Linked DNA regions of Mus musculus: region 2 is linked to region 1. A link is a loop called in an ENCODE intact Hi-C map of the cell type or tissue named here. Cell type or tissue: left cerebral cortex. All regions are shown on one strand. Each heading gives the region's core, and the rest is flanking DNA. Links, peaks and the distances in the headings are about the cores only.

Region 1 (4,000 bases), core at 1-4,000:
GCGTCTCCGTGGGGCGCAATGGGGTAGTTTCTGTAGAATGACAACATCAAGCTAACAGATCCATTCCTTTAGCTTCCTTTGGTTTAAATGAGGTACCCACCACGTTCTCTGGCATCTGAGTACTCGGTCCTCCTTTAGTAACACTGTTTGGATCTCAAAAATGTGTCCTTCCTAAATAAAACTTGGTGCCTTTAACATGAATCAGCACCTTTGCTCGTCCCCCGGGCCCTGTCTCCTAAGCACCATTTCCTAGTCCAGGAAGACTTGTCCTCTGGCAGTCTTGGCCTTGTGGGTGGATTCTTTGGTTAAATTACTTTTTATATAAGTGTTGATATAATGAGATGTAAGTCTACAGTCTTGCTATTTATTTTCTGCTATCCTTTCTGGATTTACTTTTTGTGTTGTCTAAGAAGCACGTCTAAAGGTGCCTCTATTGTGTGTATACTTTTAAGTATATTTAGGCCCAAGTAGACTATCTTACCACCCTGGTGGAGAGAGAGAGAGAGAGATTGATTTTGAGAGATTGATCCTCTGTTGGTGACTCTGAAGTAACTGGATATTTTGAGTATTCAGTTCTTTTTTGTGACTTAGGTTTGCTGCTGTTTATTTTGTGTGCTGGCCCTGGATTACAATGATTCATCTTTAAATGAGCAAAGTCTATTTAGACTTGTGTTAGGGACATACATGTCTGTCTATATGTCTGTCTGTCTATCCCCACCTACTTTCTAGCTGAAAGCCACGTCTCCTCAGGGGACATGTCACTAAGTAACAGTGTTTAGCTCCCTCTCTCCATCCCTGTCTTCTGTGACTTTGGTTCTGTCACTGTTCCTGTATTATGGCTCTGACCTTACTGGGTTGCCATTTTCCTTGAAGCTGGAAAACGATCCTGTAGTGTTTTATTTTCCCACATTCCCTTTCCACTTCTCTTGTCCACCCCCTGCCTGATTCCTTCCTCTCGGCCTACAGGGCACCCCACTTTCTTTCCTGCAGTTGCTAGTGAGTCTCCCAGACTTCGCAGTCAAGCATCTAATTCACCTCTGCCTTCCAAGGATGCTTGTGTAGGTGCAGAATTCTGAGCTGACAGCCCTTGCTCGGCTCTTGAAGGATGCCACTGCGGCCCCCGGCCTTCCTAGGTCTTGCTGGAGGTTTGTCACTGCCCAGGAACTTCCAGTGCCTCTTGTCCCCACTGGCATCGGGCTTTCCCTTCCTCTTAGCTTCACATGTGTGTGACATATGCTTTGGTGTATCATGCTGGATTTAGCTTGACTACGGCCTGGTGAGCTTCTCACACCTCCACGTCATGAAAACTGTAGTCATTGTACAAATACACATTTCCTTTCTAGTTCTCACTCTTCCTTGTCAACTTCTTAATTTGTCTGGGTGTTTTGCCTGCATGTGTTTCTATACACCACATGCATGCTTGGTACCCACAGGCCCGGAGAGGGTGTCAGATCCCCTGGAACTGGGGTTACAGACGGTACCATGAGTGGTGAGCTACCATGCCAGTGCTGGGAATTGAACCTGGGTCCTCTGGAAGGTCAACCTGTGCTCTTCATTGCCGAGCCATCTCTCCAGGCCTTCTTTTTGCACTTTTATCATACATATTTTAGATCATAAAACACTGCACTTTGGATCCCGAGACTGATGCTGTCTAACAGTTCCAATAGTTCTGACTTATGTACTGGGTATGGTTTTATTGCTTTCATTATTATACCTAAGTACACTGTAGCTGTCTTCAGACGAACCAGAAGAGGGCATCAGATCTCATGCCGATGGTTGTGAGCCACCATGTGGTTGCTAGGATTTGAACTCAAGACCTTCAGAAGAGCAGTCAGTGCTCTTAACCACTGAGCCACCTTCCCCAGCCTGCTATTTTAAAACTCACTAGACATTTTTTTAAATGTGTTGTTTTGTTGTTTGTGTTTTGGGGGTCGTGTGCTTATTTGAAACTGGTCGCAGATAGCCCAGGGCTTCCCTGAACTCACTTCGTAGCCAAGGGTTACCCTGAAGGGCTGATCTTTGTGCCTTCACTTCCTGAGTGTGAGAGCTGGGATTACAGGCTTTGCCATCACAGTGTGTGTGTGTGTGTGTGTGTGTGTGTGTGTGTGTGTGTGTGTGTGTGTGAGAGAGAGAGAGATAGGGAGTGGACCCAGGCTCTGCACACGCTGGCACATACTACCAGCTAAGTTGTGTCTGCAGCCTATTTGCTTTGTTTTGTTTTTGAGACGGGGTCTCTTGTAGCCAAGGCTGTCCTTAGACTTGGTGTGTTACTAGAGAGGACTTCAAACTTAAGGTCTTCTCCTGTGTGCTGATATGGTGCTTTCTATGAGAATGCCCCCCCTGCGGTTAGGAAGTGTGGCCTTGGAGGACGAGGTTTGTCACTGGAGATGGGCTTACACCAGACCCAGTGTTTCTGTCTTTTTGCCATGTACTTGTGAATCAAATGTCAGTTCTCAGCTACCGCACCAGCACGTTTGCTGCCATGTGACATGACCATCTGGCAGGGTGCATCACTATGCTAAGTTTATGTGGCACAGGGGGTGGAACTCAGAACTTCACTCTGTACAAATTGAGCCACATTCCCAGCCGTCAACATTGGTTTGCTTAAGCCCACGTGGAGTGGTTTAATTACACCCCAGAGATCTGTCCACATTCTGCTCATATGGGTAGCTAAAGATACTCTCACATGTAAATTGTATGGGTAGCCACAAATGTCACCATAGGTATTCTTGTGAGCGAGAAAGAGTGGGTGATGTGAAGATGGATGGAACAGCTATGACACCAGTCACAGCCCGCAGCCACTGGAATCAACAGAGAACAGCTTTGCTCCAGACTTTGCTGGGGGAGGGCTGTGCTGCCTGTGTCTTCTGTTCCACAGGGAGGGTCTCTATTAAGACTGTCCCTTCCCTTCCTAGACATGATGACAGCTGCTTCACCCTTTGTTTGGATCCAGCCATTGTCTGGTTCATCTTTGGGCCAATTTGTCTTTGGTCTGTTTTTGTCTTGACTCTGGGTCACATTTTCTTGTGCCCTACATTTTCTTGTGTGTTAGTTTTAGTCTAGAACTTGAAACTGTAGTCCGTGGTGTTAAGAGATTTTTGAACTCTGTGTCCCATCCTTGTGTGAGTAGCGTTAAGTACTGTCCCAGCAGACAGTCTGACTTTTGGCTGGGTATTTTGATGTCACAGGCTTGCTTTTGCCCTCTGCTAGGGTGAGTGTAGAAAGCCTAAGACATTTTCCCAGTATCTGACTTAGTAGGGCTTTCTCTCTGTTTATAATTGCTTTATGACTACCACAAAGTTAGTTACTTAAATGTACACACTTAGCATTTCACTATTCCTGGCCCAGAGTCCAGCTTCAATTTAGCTGGCTTCTCTGCTCAGAGCTGAAATCAAGGGCTATCCAGGGCTATCACATGAGACTTGGATTCATCCTTAAAGAGTTTTCAAGTTGTTGATAGAATTCAGTTCATTGAGGCTTTAAAACTAAGGCGCCTGTTTTCTCTCTTTTTGGAGGTTGGGTTGCTCTTAGCCCCGGCAGGTGCTGATCACGTGGCTCCTGAAGTGTGGTGCCTGCAAAGCCAGCCAGACGCTCCAGGCTACAGAAGTGTTCTTACTCACACTTAAGAGCCCGCTGTTCACAGGCACCACTTATTCCAGAGGGAGGGAATTCTGCCTGCCAGTCATCTTGGAATTCTTCTTAGCACAACCCTGTGATCTTCCTGATGGATCCTGTTAGGAGTTGGTTTCAGGCTTCCTTAGGAATTGGGTCGCTCGCAGCCTCCGGCCAGCCAGGGAGTGTTTCTCAGCGAGTTTGCGCTGCTGTCCTCTCTTAGGTGATCCCATAGGCATAGTTAAACTTCACCACCCCAGTGTGCTGGGTGCTGCTGCTTCCTGTACTGGGACCTGCTTGGCCTGAGATTATGTATTAATCTTCTCTAAGTCCTAAATAAGTCAAAAGCAGTTGGTGGTTTGATAATGTTGTCGTCCTAATCCTTAAA
Region 2 (8,617 bases), core at 2,516-6,515, 250 kb after region 1:
CTGAGGGAAATCTTAGCTAGCTGTTCAAGGTTGAGAGGTGCTTATCTCTGTGATGGAAAATAAATATTTTAGGTAGACTAGCAGTGACACTTTGTTTCATTTTTGATGTTTTAAAGTTTCTGATTTATTTTAAAAATAGCACCGGACTGGGGACTGGAGAGGCAGCTCAGTGGTTAAGACTGTGTCTAGGGGACCTGAGTTTGGTCCCCAGCACCTATGTCAGGTGGCTCCCAACTACCTTTAACTTCAGCTTCAAGAGATCCAAAGCCCTCTTCTGGCCTCTACAGACATACACCTCTCTCTCTCTCTCTTTCTCTCTCAATCTCTCTCTCTCTTTCCCCCCCCCATATCCCTCTCTCTCTCACACACACATGCTTAAATAAATAATTCAATAAATAGCATAGGACTAATGATTAATTTTGTTGTAATTTTTATTGTGGAAAATTTTTATACATGTAGGAAGGAGTAAGATTTACTGTAGATCACCCTCTAATTTTAATATCAATCAATTCTTGACCAGATTTGCTTCATCAGTGCTTCCATCCTTTCCCTCACTTTCAATATCATCATAGATATTTGACCCATTTTGACTACAGAAACAATTTGTGATAGTTGTCAAAATATTTTCAGGCAAATCTCAAATATGATGTTTCTTCTGTAAGCATTTCACTATATATTTTTAAAAGTACATGCCCTTTAAAAATACCATGCTGTCATTATTTTAGCTGATGAATTTGACAGGAATCCCTCTGTATCGTTAAATATCTAGCCAATGCTCAGTTTTCCTATTATCACAGAAATGGTACTACAGTTTTATATACATATATATCTGTAATATAGTTATACATATATACGTGTAATATATATTTTATATATGTCTATTTGTATCTGTAATATATATGTATATATTACCTTAACTAATACCCACACCATCAGCTGGGTGTGGTAGAGAGCACATATCTGTAATCCCAGCATCCAAGAGGCTAAGTTAGGGAGATCTTGAGGGTGATTGTCCTGCACCATATAATTTGAAGAAAACTTTGTTTCGGAAAAGAAAGAGAAATTTACCTGAGAACCCCATAGGAACTTTTTGCTGTATCTCAAGAATTTTTCTTTTTTAAAAATAATACCTTTTAATGGTTTATTTTTACTTCCTGTGCGTTGGTGTTTGGCGTAGGTGTTGTCCGTGTGAGGCAGTCAGATCTGGAACTGGAGTTGCTGACAGTTGTGAGCTGCCGTGTGGTTGCTGGGAATTGAGCCCAGGTCCTCTGGAACCCAGAATTTTCTTTCTTCCTTCCTTCCTTCCTTTCTTTCTTCCTTCCTTCCTCTCTTTCTTTCTTTGTTTCTTTCTTTGTTTCTTTCTTTCTTTCTTTCTTTCTTTCTTTCTTTCTTTCTTTCTTTCTTTGCTTGCTTGGTTGGTTTTTCTTTGAGACACAGTGTCACTGTGTAGCCTAGGCTAGCCCCAGACTTGCAGCAGCTCTCTGCCCTCAGCCTGTCTAGTACTGGATCATGGACCAGAGCCACCACAGCCACCACGAGTGACCTTGCTTTCAGTCTAGGGACATTTTCTATGTCTCTTTTTATAAAACAAAACAAAACACAGCATTATTTTCTCCCTATGATTATAAAAAAACTAATTATTAGCCATACTGTTTTCCATGGTGATATTTTTAGACCTGCATTTTGAGTGTCCCAAATATATCTCTACATCTCAGTAAGAGATGTATAACTTTTTTTTCCCACCACAAATACCTAGTTTGAAGAATTCACTGTACTCTTAGGTGTGATTGTCTCATATTTAGTATGTTCACAGCATTCAGTGACTAGCATAGAGCAAACTATACATATCTGATAACTGAGTGGGAGCATGAACATTTATTAAAAACGCAGATATATTTATTCTGTATGGTGGGAGTCAGGGGCTTTACAGTACAGATTTAATTTCATAATTGCAGCGAGTAGAAAAACAACAGCAGAATAACATTTACTTTTCACTATATTTTCCCCACACGTAACCACTATATTCCATTCAGTATCAAATACCAAAGGTTATATGGCTGGCCGTTACGTTATGTCTCTTTAAGACAGACACACTACTTCCGGTGAAGCAGTCAAGGCTGAGACATGCAGCATCCCGGGGCTGTAGGAATGTAAGGAAATGTGCTTCCTAGGGTGGGTGGCATGTGGGGGTCCTCGTAAGAAAAGGGTAGCTTTGGTTACATCAGCCTCGTGGGGCCACTAAAATGTGGTAGGCACAGCCCTGGTGAGACTTAGCCATGTTCATCCAGGAAGTGAGCGGCCTTAAATGAAGCCACGTGGGTGGAGCTCCTGCTCAGGAGCATCTGTTATGAAATCCTTGTGTAACAAAGCTATGATTAACACTGTGTTCCTCAAGGGACATTGTTCCTTCAGCGGAAGGCTGATGAATCATACTTAGTGCAGCCTAACCTTTGGATGTAGCTATCTTTTGCATTTGTCTTGCATGCAGTGTTATAGTAGAACGTGTATCAGGCCGGTGGGTTTTTCCCAATTCTGGGGTTTATAGTTGCTAAAGGCATTGATCGATCTGCAGAATGATTCCAAAGTTAATTCCACAATGGCTTTGGGATCATTACAGTTAAAAGATTGTCTTTAATAAAGGATTAATAGTCTACTTTTTTGTTAAAAGTCTAAGTATGTAAGCTGTGCCAGGTTTGATGGCATATGCCCTGTAATCCTAGCAACTGGGAAGTGGAGGTAGAGGGTCAGGAATTTTAAGGTAAACCTAGGCTACATAGGAAGTTTGAAGTCAGCCTGTGCTACAATAAATCCTGGTTCATAAAATAAAACAACCACCAGCCATACTGGGCCATGGACACATTCACTGTATGTTCCTTGCTGTTTCAGAAAATAGTTTCTCCAAGGATCCGTGGAGGGAGGACGTTGTCAGAGTTAAAATGGAGTCACTGGGCATGGTAGTGTTTTCCTGTCAGTCTGGCCTTGACAAGGCTGGAGCAGGGGGATATTAAGTTTAAGGGAAGTCTGGGCTTCATGATAAACCCTTATCTCAAACCAAGATGAAGTTGGTTGTGCCAGCTCTTCCCAAAGTCAAGGGGTTTGAAGAAAATGCTTTTTATGCATGGATAGCTGACAATAAATATGTTCTAACTTTCCTTCATTCCAACCTGTGTTCATCTAAACACAGACAAATTCCACCTCAAACAGAAACTGGGGTGTTGTAACTGGCTTGGCAGAAATGAAGGTATTTTTGAAGAGAAGTGAACAGACAATTCAAACAGTGGACCCCAAAGAAATGGGACGTTTCCCCAGAAATCTCTTGCAGGGAGAAGGAAAAGCCCCCAACCAATGGGGAAACTTGTCTCCCAGTGAGATTTCACACCATCCTAATAATTTGTTAGACCACGCTTTCATCTCGAAGCCTGTTCTGCAAGCCATGTTTGGTCGCCCATCCTCAATAGCCACTTAAAAGAGCCAAATTAATAGTAGAAAACTGAAAATTGAGATTTTTTTTCAATATGACAACATTGTGGAGAAGAACAGAAAGATCCGGTAAACCCTCAGGTCCATCTTTAAGAACCTGAAAGGCCACCATCTTCAGGGTCCCGAAAGGCAATAAAAGTTTAAATAGAAGACAGAGAACATGAACATCTATCTACACAGTGCTGGTCAAGGTGTGGTCCTGCCCACCACTGACCCATCATGTTCTGGGCTTCAGTTACATTTTGTAAGGCCATCTAATTGGAAGAGCTACACCTCTAAAATATCTTCATTTTTATCACTGTCTATCTGAGAGTATATTCTGTGTGCTCAGTGGGCCACACATCACTAAAATAAACTACCTCTGTGGCGCTACCTGTCTGACCTAAGAAAATTAGAATAAGAGAAACGTTAGTAAGCAGTCTCAGACTGAACAGTGAATGTATGCGTTTCAGAAAATACCATGGAACAGATTGCCCTGGTACAACAGATTGCTCTGTTCCATATAGGCAAGACCAAGGACGATAAGGCTAACAGTAGGCAGGGTGGTAGGTGTTGACAATTTTTAGTTCCTCTAAATGATACTATTCCCTTATTTAGCTCTTCCTGGGATGGTCAGAGTTTTCCCCTTTTCCCTATCTAGGAAGTACAGGCATAGGGGATGAGTCATTTTCCCAAGATGGCATGGCTTTCTGGAGTTTGAGAACTCTTCTGGGAGCTGCAGAACTTGAGCCTGACCCTGGGGAGGGAAATGTGGCCCAGATCAGATAATGCTCACTCCTTAGGAAGGGATGCTTCATGAGTGAAGGCCTAGAGGTCAGCGTTATTTGGTTTCCTCTGAATGAATATGGAAACTGGCTTAATTTAATCAGGGGCATTGTGTGGAGAACAATGGAAAATAAAGATGCCCAGGTAAGATGGATATGAACGAGTGCTTCCTGCATCAGGGGGAGTGGGGGGGGGTTGGTTGCAGATGAAAACACAAGCATTTCCAAATCAACGCATCAGTGTTCCCATGGAAACCGAATAGAAAGGGGCGTAATGTCATTTGGTGGAAGTCACTGGTCTGTGTTCGTTCCGAGGGCAGCCATGTGGTTAGAAATTACAGAATAGCTGGTGTCCATTCTGCAGACCTTTCTCACAAGACTGTTTCCTGCAACAGTACATTCCTGATTAGACAGGACGATTGGGGCAGCAGCAGCTCCTTCCTTGCTTGGGAAAACTCTTCAGGTTTAAGACTATGATGACCAGGGAACCTGTATCGGAGGGCGACTTGAAAACACATCAGAGCTGCTTTGGATAAAGCCAGCTAGGAAGATGAAGCAGGTTAGGAGCTATCCATCACTGGCCATTCCCACCCCCCTCCCCTGCTGGTGGACTAAGTCACTTCTCTGGACACAGAAAGGGATAGCTTTCATCTTAGAGGAAAGAAAACATAGTTTATTCTAGAGCTAAATTTGAGTGACCATGGCTCTGGAACACCGATTTAGGTCACTCCAGATTCCATGTTCCACCGTGGAAACAGCTTTGTGAGGTTTTATAGTTATGCAGAATCAAGAAAGTCCTGTCATGGCAAATTTAAACCACATCGGTGGGTGCCTCAGAGAGGCTTTCTCGGTGATCAGGGGAACCTTTCCCATAGGCCTCATATCTGATGGCATTCTTACTTTGGGAGTTGTTAGAAGCTAGTGTTGTGCTGTGAGGCAACATAGTTCAAAAAGTGTTTATTGACTAGTCCCACCATGTTGGTTCTGACACAGTGTGGGCAAGGATAGCTATTAAGGAAGCTAAAGCTAGCTCAAGATGAGCTAATTAGTCCTACACCATTTCAGTCTCCTTATCTTACTGAAGTTCTACTCAGTGTATCAGTCTCTTTAGATGCAGCTCCTTGCCAGGAAGTCTTGTTAACACTTCTTTAGGAAATCAAGTTGAGCTACTTGGGGCAAAGGTTTGGAGCCCAGTGGATCAAGGTAAAAGGAAGAAAATGGCAGACTGCACAGTAACAAATATAGACAAAGATGGTGACCGTTGGGATGGAGCCCAGGGGACATTGCTTCCGAGTATGGAGCGTGAAGACAGGAGTAGTTAAAAGAGGAAGATACAGAGAAGGAATACTAGGTCTGGAGCTTGTTTGTGAGTGAAATGACATCTGGCAAGCAGATGTCATGCTGAGTGTCTGAGGCCCAAAGGTGTGACCCTTTACTCCAGAATGACATTGGAAGTCTTGAAAACAGGCCCTTTTCCAAGACAGAAATTCTCCGAGATGTAGGGAAAGAAAAGGGAGTGAGGAATTAGCCATGGGAAGCTGGTCAGTTAGAGATGAGTAAAGATGGCCTTCCTTCAGGGAAGGAAAGGTGGAGGCAGGCTGGAGGCTGCTTGGCAGCATTTGTTCTCCATGATGCTATGGCTGCTGAGGTGACCTCTGCACCCTCTAGAGTTCTGTCTCTGCCTTTCTTCATGAAGCTCAGCCTGGCCCTTTTCACAGAGACCTGGAGGCACTCTTAGATCTGAGGTCCTCAGATTGACTTTGAGAGAGTAGTTTGAGATAGGAGGTCGATAGGAATGGGAAATATACTTAGTGCCCTGGGCCCTGGGAGGATGGATCTAGACACAATGCTTTAGCACAGGGATGAGGCAGAAGAGACTTAGAGCAGAGGGGTAAGGTGTTCCACTCACTGGTTCCTCTGTTGCTTTCTCTCACAAGCCCAGCTAGATGGCAAGCCCATCTAGCAAGCCAAGGCCAGAGACCAACCAAAGTGACCCTGTGTCGGGTGTTAAGGATAGCCATCAGTCACCCTTAAAACTCTCTGCAGTACCCATTTCCTTTTACTTAAAAAAAATCTTTTAAGCTACACCAGGTCTAGATTTTGTAATTACAGAAGATGCCTTTGAGCCTAAATATTTGGCAGGGTTAATTTAGCAGTGCAGAGGGAATCTACCTGAGAGTGGGTTACTTGTTTGTGTTTGTTTGTTTGTTTCTTTGTTTGTTTTTGTTGGAGTGAGGCCAGAGGCTTAGAAACCAATGTAGCCCCAGGTAAGCTGATTTAGAAGAGAACCTCTAGCATGATGCTCAGGTCTCAATGGGCTAGGCCCCAGTGCAGGGGTAAAGTGAGGGAGTATTGAGCCAGGCAGAGGTGGGTCCCCAGAGATAACCAGGACAGGCCATCCATCTTTTACACTGCCTCTGCATGTTCATAGAGAACCATCACCTTTTCCCACAGTTTGGAACCCTTGGGTTTTTAATGTTATTTAGGGTTTTTGTAAAGATGATTGTATTGCCTTATTTAGTATCTGTTTGTATGTCTGTGCATGTGCCCAAACATGTACAGTGTGTAGCGCCATACACAGTGGAGGTCAGAGAACCCCGTGCCTCTTTTATTCTTATTTTTCAACCTCTTAGCTTTTGATATCCCCATTTCTAACTGTTTCAAAAGTCTTGGCTGAGTTCTTGAGGAAGCTTCCACACCCTGGAAGGAGACTTGTCAGGGAGCTAGCACGGCACATAATGTTCTATATGTCACCATCTTGTCCACTGGAGCACTGCTTCTCAGCCTTCATAATGCTTTGACCCTTTAGTTCCTCGTGGTCTGGAGACCCCCAACAGTAAGATTATTTTCATGGCTACTTCATAGCTTCAAATTTGCTACTTTTGTGAATCATAATGTAAACATCTGATATGCAGGATATCTGATATCCAATGATGCGAAGGGATCATTAACTTCCCCAAGCAGGTCATGACCCACAGGTTGAGAACGGATTCTCTGGGGTGACAGAACCAATGAGAGTCTTCCCAGAGTGGTTGTAGGAGGAGTAAGACATTAGTTGAGTGTTCTACCTCAGGCAGGACACCAGGTAGGCAGAGAGAAGCAGCAGCCCACTCCATCCATCCTGTTCTCCATCTGGATGGGTGCAGAAGATGAGGCTCCTGCATCACACCAGGCTAAAAGTATCATGATCTTGGAAAATGAACTTAGTGAGTCCTAATTTTGAGAAGTGACAAAAGTGTCGTTTGTCACCAATAGCTACACTATAGATCATGTGAAACACTTAGAGGTCTCTGTTGCAAAGTCGGAATAGTTCTATTTTCAGATAAACGCAAACCTGGCTGTTCTGTTACTTTGATAAGAATTCTAGAAATAGAATCACGGGTAAGAAAGGAAACAAAAGGAGAACGCACAAAAGCAGTTCTTCCAGCCCTTTGTCTAGAGTCCTGTACTTAGTTTTCTTGGGGAGGAATTGAGGAAAGGGCGTGCCATAATGGAACGTGGACCATGATTGCGGAGGGAAAAATGGAGCAGGGACCATTGGGAGCCCCAAAGAAAAGATGGCGCCCACGGTGAGGTGCGCATGTGCAGGGTCTGCAGGTGATTCAGGCTGTCAAGAGGGAGGCAAAGTCCTCGCTGTCCTGTGGATGGAGCTTAGGGGAAGGGGCTTGAGAAAGGACCCTTGGATATGGGAAGAACAGTTTAACTGGTGACCTTCGATGGTAGCGAGTGTTCTTTAAGAATAAATGTCTTGTCTATATTCGTCTCCTTTAAGCTTCTCCTCACCCGGTGGCATGGTACCCATTACCATTCTCAGCCGCCATGTGGCTAAAATGACTCAAGAGGAATTAAAGGGTTAAATTCAGCCTGTGAGAAGCAGAGGAGCCAGGCTTGGTCACCTGGTCTGATTCCAGAGTCATCTTCTGGGGGCTTCATTCTGCAGCTGGAGGCAGGACAGGACTATAGGCCTCCCCAAGGGTGTGCTTGAGGAGGTGGAGGGAGCCGAGGCAGGCATTTGTCTAGATGTTTGACAATCAAGGAAGGGAAACTGGTAAGATCCCTCCCCCTCTTCCTGAAAGAACAAGCCTTCTCTTGGAACTTACTAACAAGGGGGAAATGCAAGACGCTGAGAGAAAGGGGTGAAATTTCTGTTCAGTGGCTCTGCCCTTGGGTGTTCTGGGTATTTGACCTATGGTATAGTGGGTAAACCCTCCAGTTAGGGCTTTTTGTTTGTTTGTTTGTTTTGTTTTGTTTTCCTTAAGCTGAGCTGAGCATCGAGGTGATGCCCTTCAGATAAAATCATCAAGGGAGTTTGCCAGAGGATCGTGAGGACTATACAGAGTTTGATCTCAATTCCCCAGTGTGACCAATTGATA

The links. Peaks named below come from ENCODE experiments on the same cell type or tissue, not always from the same donor. Only the 100,000 strongest peaks of a DNase experiment are listed, where the experiment ranks them.
Region 2: a loop joins it to region 1, with 14 times the contacts of the local background. A loop is called at or near these places in 2 of 42 quality-filtered maps.

The regions. Positions count from the first base shown.
Region 1 is chr8:46,564,548-46,568,547 of GRCm38, forward strand. The region is part of intron 6 of Cenpu (centromere protein U); the gene reads left to right. Among named protein-coding and RNA genes, the nearest start is that of Cenpu, 14 kb to the left of the region's middle. In left cerebral cortex, for the core only: a CTCF peak has its summit at 1,771 (motif pointing right); DNase peaks (open chromatin) are centred at 142, 1,169, 2,602 and 3,592; H3K27ac peaks cover 904 bases.
Region 2 is chr8:46,809,132-46,817,748 of GRCm38, forward strand. All of the region lies in intron 5 of Irf2 (interferon regulatory factor 2), which reads left to right. Among named protein-coding and RNA genes, the nearest start is that of Gm39170, 17 kb to the right of the region's middle. In left cerebral cortex, for the core only: no CTCF peak of the experiment used is centred there; a DNase peak (open chromatin) is centred at 4,067; H3K27ac peaks cover 1,046 bases.